Linked DNA regions of Homo sapiens: region 2 is linked to region 1. Evidence: read pairs that join two places in POLR2A ChIA-PET (ENCODE). Cell type or tissue: Panc1. All regions are shown on one strand. Links, peaks and the distances in the headings refer to the core of each region. The heading gives the core; the rest is flanking DNA.

Region 1 (2,923 bases), core at 336-2,835:
ACTTGGTTCTTTTTGAGTTTGCTTCTTTACTGAGGTTCTCTATTTATTGTGTCCTGTTAGCATCTTGTTCACATATTTTTCTTTTTTCCTTTTTTTTTTTTTTTTTTCTTTTCTTGAAAGAAACAGGGTCTTTACTGCCCAGGCTAGACTGATGTGGGTATTCACAGGTGTGATCATAGTCTTGAACTACCGGGCTCAAGTAATCCTCCCACCTCAGCCTCCTGTGTAGCTGGGACTACAGGCACATGTCACAATGCCCAGACTGTATTTTCCTTTAATTCTTTCAATATATTCTAAATAGCCAATTTGAAGTCTTCATTAAATCCAACACTGAGCCCAGTCAGAGTCCGTTTTATTGACTATTTTTCCCGATGATGACTCACATTTTCCTGGTATTTCTTTTCTTTGCCATGTCTAGCAGTTTGGGGTTGAATATGGAACCCTTAACAGTAACTCTAGATTTATTATTTTTTTTTCAGAGTTTGAGTTTTTAAATAATTGGTCTAGACTTAAACTGCAGAATCTGTTTCCCTCCAAGGTATGCTGTCAGGACATCCGTTTAATATTTTAATTCTTATTTTTACATTTTAGTCTGACTCTCTTGGGGTTGTACCTATGTCTGTAAAGCTTAATGATGGACCAATATTGTGCTCCAACAGCCATTTGAGCCAATGTTGTGGACAAATCAGCAACGGCTGTGTTCAAAAACCTCAAGCTTTTAAGACTTCACTCTCAGTGAGTTGAGCTGTGATGGACTGGGAAATGCATTCAAAGTTGCAGCCAGTTGTCAAGTCCCCATCAGCTTTCACTTTTTTCCAGGCTCTCCTGGGTCTCTATGTGGAGAGCTCATCTTAACCCTTCCATGGCTCTCTCATTTCTAGGATTTCCCTATTAAATTTCTGCTGGTCCACAATGTCAAATTAGCACAGCAGCAGGTTTTCTCTATTTGTTTCCAACCAAATCCACCACTTTTCACCAGCAAAGTCACAGGTTTAGTTTGTGTGTCTTCTCTTTCTTCCCTAGCCTGAATCAAGTCACTCCACAACTTTTGGGCAGCAAAGCTGCTGGTTTTCTCAGCTAGTCCTAAGCTCACTGTCTCAGTTAATTCAGGCTGCTATGACAAAAATATAGCCTGGGTAGCTTAAATGACAGAAATTTATTTCTCACAGGTCTGAAGGCTGGGAAGTCCAAGATCAAGGTGCTGGCTCACTTCCTGGTTTACAGAGGGATGCCTTCTTACTGTATTAGTCTGTTCCCATGCTGGTATGACCCAAGACTGGGTAATTTATGAAGAAAAGAGGTTTAATTGACTCACAGTTCCACATGGCTCCCCAGCCTCAGGAAACTTACAATCATGGTGGAAGGCACCTCTTCACAGGGCAGCAGGAAAGAGAATGAGTGGCAGCAGGGAAAATACCAGATGCTTATATAACCATCAGATCTTGTGAGAACTCATTTACTATCAAGAGAACAGGAAACCACCCTCATGATTCAATTACCTCCCACCAGGTCCCTCCCATGACATGTGGGAATTATGGGATTACAATTCAAGATGAGATTTGGGTGGGGACAGAAAGCCAAACCATATCACCCACCTTCCTCCACTACACAGAACTGAAAACTAGGGGCTTATTTTCTGGAGAGAGTAAGATAAGAGGTACCTCTCGACCAAAGACAATGAAATAATATAGAAGACAGGATTATTAAATGCTGATACAAACCCCTCCACCTGATTCTCCCTCCTGACTATCTGAAGCCTTCAGCTTGGTCTTTACTTTCCAGGCAGATGTGAAGTCTTCTTCATAGTCTACAGAATATGACCAGTCAACAAGAAAGACACAGACATGAAGATCAGGTATTACCCCCAAATAACCCAGCTACAAACTAGCTACAGTGACATTCAACATGAAATCAGAGCATCAGGTTTTTAGTCCCCCACTCTTAATGAGCTAAGAATCTTGGGATACTGGATAGCTGAGAAAAGCCTAGTAAATGAAAGAGATTAAAATAAACAAATAGGTAAAAACTACTCAGGTTGAAAAAAGAAACAGTTATAAAAATTATCAAAGAAAAAGAAGAATATCATACTCATGAAACTAGAATAAGATAGTTACAGAGGAAACAAAAGAGCTCTTAGAAAATAAAAATACAAAAGCAGAAAGAAAAAATTCAATGGAAATCATGGAAGGTAAATGTGAGGAAATACCACAAAAAGTAGAAAAGCACAGGAGTAGAAAAACAGAAGAAAATTAGAGAACCTGATTAGAGGGCATCTAAACCAGATGGGTTTTGGAAAGAAAGGAGAGACAAAATGGAGGGGAGAAAAACAATAATGAAATATTTAACATTTTCCAGAAATGAAAGATGTAAGTTGCTGGAGTACACTGAGCACCCAGCAAAACAGATGAAAATGGACTCATATTAAGATATTTTGTTGTGAAATATCAGAATACTGAGAAAAAAGAAAAAAATCACGTGTCAAGAATCAGGAATGATTCTGAATGGCTCAATGATGACATCTAAAGGTAGAAGATGATGCAATGATGCCTTTAAAAACATTTCCCCCAGGAATTCTTTACCCTGCCAAACCATCAATCAAGTGTGAGGATAGTTAAAAATAATTTTCAGACTTGCTCATAAGGTTTCACAAAATTAACCTACCACAAACACTTTTCCTCAGAAAGATTAAAAACAAAAACAAAAAAAAAGACATGCTGCTCTCAAAGCATGAAACAAGCAAAACATAAAGAGGGAGACAGAGAATACAGGATCTAGAAGGCCCAACTCAGGAAAAAGGCAAAGATAATTTCTAAGAAGATCGGTGACACGTGTACACCAGCTTCAGAAAATGAGTCCGTATTCAGCTTAGAAGGCTCCAGGAGTGACATCTTCAAGAAAATGAAGTTGACAAATCAGAATGAAT
Region 2 (2,923 bases), core at 130-2,629, 50 kb before region 1:
TAATTTATTCCTAGACATAAATGTGACATTCTCTGACTCTACTATAAATGATGTCATAGTTACATTTCTAGACGTTTGCTGATGACATACAGAAATGCAATTGAGTTTTGTGTCTTCATCTTATTTTCAGGTACCTTGGTAAACTCTATTATTTCTAATAAGTTGTAGTTTTGAGGGGTTTCTATGCAAAAACATGATCATATTTGTAAATAAGTTTTATTGCCTCCTTTCCAAACATTTTGCTTGTATAATTTATTTTTGTCATACTGTACTTATGGATCCTTCAAGAAAATATTAAATATAAGTGGTGCTAGTGAGCATCCTTCTCTAGTTTCTTTTTTTTTTTTTAACTAGGCAAAGGCTTTATCTTTGTTTTAAACTATTTTCTGGCTAATTAATTGCCAATAAATAACTGTATATAATCAATAATTAAAAAGCAGTGTCCAAGGGTCTTGGAATTTATAGACTTACATTTTATCATATATAAAACAAAAATTTTAAAAGCAGTTAAAATTCTTGAAATTGTATTATTTTTTAGAAGCTGAATCAATTCAGTTTGCCTCACTGTTGGAAGCTTCATCAAAATTCTGAACAAGATCACCACTTCCCCAATAGTAAGTGGTACTTTTCCATCCAGCTTCTGCCAGTTTCCTTAAGCTTGTTGACACCAAGCTGGTTTAAGACACTGGGTGGCATTTCTGTTAGCTGCTTTGTCTCAGCATGTCTGGTAATGGTCAAAGTGTTCGCTGCTAGAGATGTCTGAACACTGGGATTGTTAATGAAGATCACCATTCCTTGGTTTGCAGACATACCTCTTTAGTATCAGAGATATTGCCTATTTCTACTTTCTTTCAGGAAAACTGAAGATTTTTTTTATCATCTGTTTTAACAGATAATGTTTGCTGTATCATCTGAGGGCAGTTCCTTTTTACCAGTGCACAATTGTGCTTGAAATCTGGCAAGTTTTTCATGGTTTGTGAGGGCTTTTTCATTTTATAATGAAAACGAAAGTGGAATTTCGTGAGTGGAAATTAAACTTCGTGGGGTATTGGGGTTGGCACTAGAGGTCTCAGGCAGACCAGCTGCAAGGCCAGTTTCTGACTTTAAAGGGAAAGCTTCTAACATTAGTTAATTCAGAATAATGTTTGTTCTATTTTTTTTTTTTGTAATAAAATTAAGGCTTTTCCCTTCTGTTCCTAATTTACTAATCATTTTTTAAAAATCATTGAATTTTATCAAATTCTCCATTGAGGTTATTCTCTTTTCATCTGGTAATGTGCTTAGTTACATACATATGGATTTTCTAATATGAAACTCTCCTAGCATACCTGGGATAATAAATCTAACTTGGATATGTTGTATCATCTTTGTTATATACACAATCAAATCTGATTTGCTAATATTTTGTTGAGAATTTTTAATGTATATCCTTGAATGAAACAGTCCTGTAATATATTTTCTTATATTGTTTCTAGTTGTCCAGGTCATGTTGGTTCCAAAGAATAAGAGAGAATTCCTATCAGTTGGCCTTAATAAACAAATGGAATTACGAATAGCCCCCGGAAATCTAAGCTATAAGAAAGTTGAAGAACTTCAGAATTGGCTACTTCTAACTCACTCTGGCCCTCAAAATTTAAAACATAGATACTTATGTCCCATAGCAGATTCTGGACTTTTACCAAGCACCTGAAACGATTCTGATAAAGATCATCTACTGACTATGCTTTTGAAAAACATTACCGTGGTAGGGAAGAGTTCTTGGCTTTCATTTGCTCTTGCAGCAATCCAGAGCTGAGACTAGCTCCACAGCACTACATGGTGGAGATTTTAGTGAAAGAGTTGAAGACGCAAAATGCCCTTGCTTCCCTATAGCATCTCAGTAGGATGCCCATGGTTTGCAGATGCCCTGGTTTATGCCTATTATTCCAGCATATGAGTAATGTTCCCCTTTTCATTTAAAAAAAAAAAAGTCTCAATTTGGATGTTCTTTTGGAAGCCTTCATGTTATAGTTTCTTTACTTCTTTATGGGAGGACACGCCTCAGGCTACCTCGGACTTATAAGACTCCTCCTCTCCTACTTGAATTCATTTCCCCAGCTCTAAATGCTAAGTGAAAAGCAGAGTTTGAGAGGGTATGGAATGTGGAAAACTTATGTTTAAACAAGGCTAAATGTCCTTGCATTTCATGGTATTCAGTTAGTTCACCAGATGCAAAATCTATGTAGGAATTTGGGCCAAAGCCCTAGTTATTAATATTATAAAATTTTATTTTGCCTGTAAAAGTCTCTTATAGCCATGGTGAGCTAGAAGAATTCTGGAGTTTAGACCACAGAAGGAAAATAAGATCTTCCTACTACAACTAACACATAATAATAAATAAAATACGTAAATCCTAGATTTTACTCTTCCAGCGTACGCAGGTCCAAGATAAGGCCTCAGGCTGTCACAAATTGAAAGTTGCCAACTGAGGAATAAAGGTAGCCTGAGAGGTACTAGTGATATGAAATGTCTAAGTACTAATATCATTTATTTTTCACAATTCTTTTCCTTGAGGACCACAAAACTACCTTCATTTCAACCAAAGTTAATTACAAGCCTATCTATTTTCATAAGTTCAATTTACATGCTAATATTAATGACTAAATAATCTATCCTTACCTTTGAAAGAACAGTTTAAAATAGACATTCAATGAAATGTTATTTCAAATAACTGTATGGAAATGTAAGAACTAGACTTTTAAACTCTCATTTTAACAATATGAAATAAGATACACTGGCAGTATCTTATGTAAGAAAACTTATAATTTCATTCATACATCAAACAATAAATTTCTGGAATAAACCTAAGCATTAGAGGCATCTACTTCTACATTACTTAGGCTTGAAAACCCTCTCTTTGGTTCCAACACTCCTATCATAATTT

Evidence for each region. Peaks named below come from ENCODE experiments on the same cell type or tissue, not always from the same donor. Only the 100,000 strongest peaks of a DNase experiment are listed, where the experiment ranks them.
Region 2: POLR2A ChIA-PET joins it to region 1 with 5 read pairs; 4 of 35 experiments call an interaction of 5 or more read pairs at or near these places.

Annotation. Positions count from the first base shown.
Region 1 is chr7:24,601,404-24,604,326 of GRCh38, reverse strand. All of the region lies in intron 1 of PALS2 (protein associated with LIN7 2, MAGUK p55 family member), which reads right to left. Among named protein-coding and RNA genes, the nearest start is that of PALS2, 29 kb to the right of the region's middle. In Panc1, for the core only: no CTCF peak of the experiment used is centred there; no DNase peak of the experiment used is centred there.
Region 2 is chr7:24,651,636-24,654,558 of GRCh38, reverse strand. The region is part of intron 5 of PALS2 (protein associated with LIN7 2, MAGUK p55 family member); the gene reads right to left. Among named protein-coding and RNA genes, the nearest start is that of PALS2, 80 kb to the right of the region's middle. In Panc1, for the core only: no CTCF peak of the experiment used is centred there; no DNase peak of the experiment used is centred there; H3K27ac peaks cover 634 bases.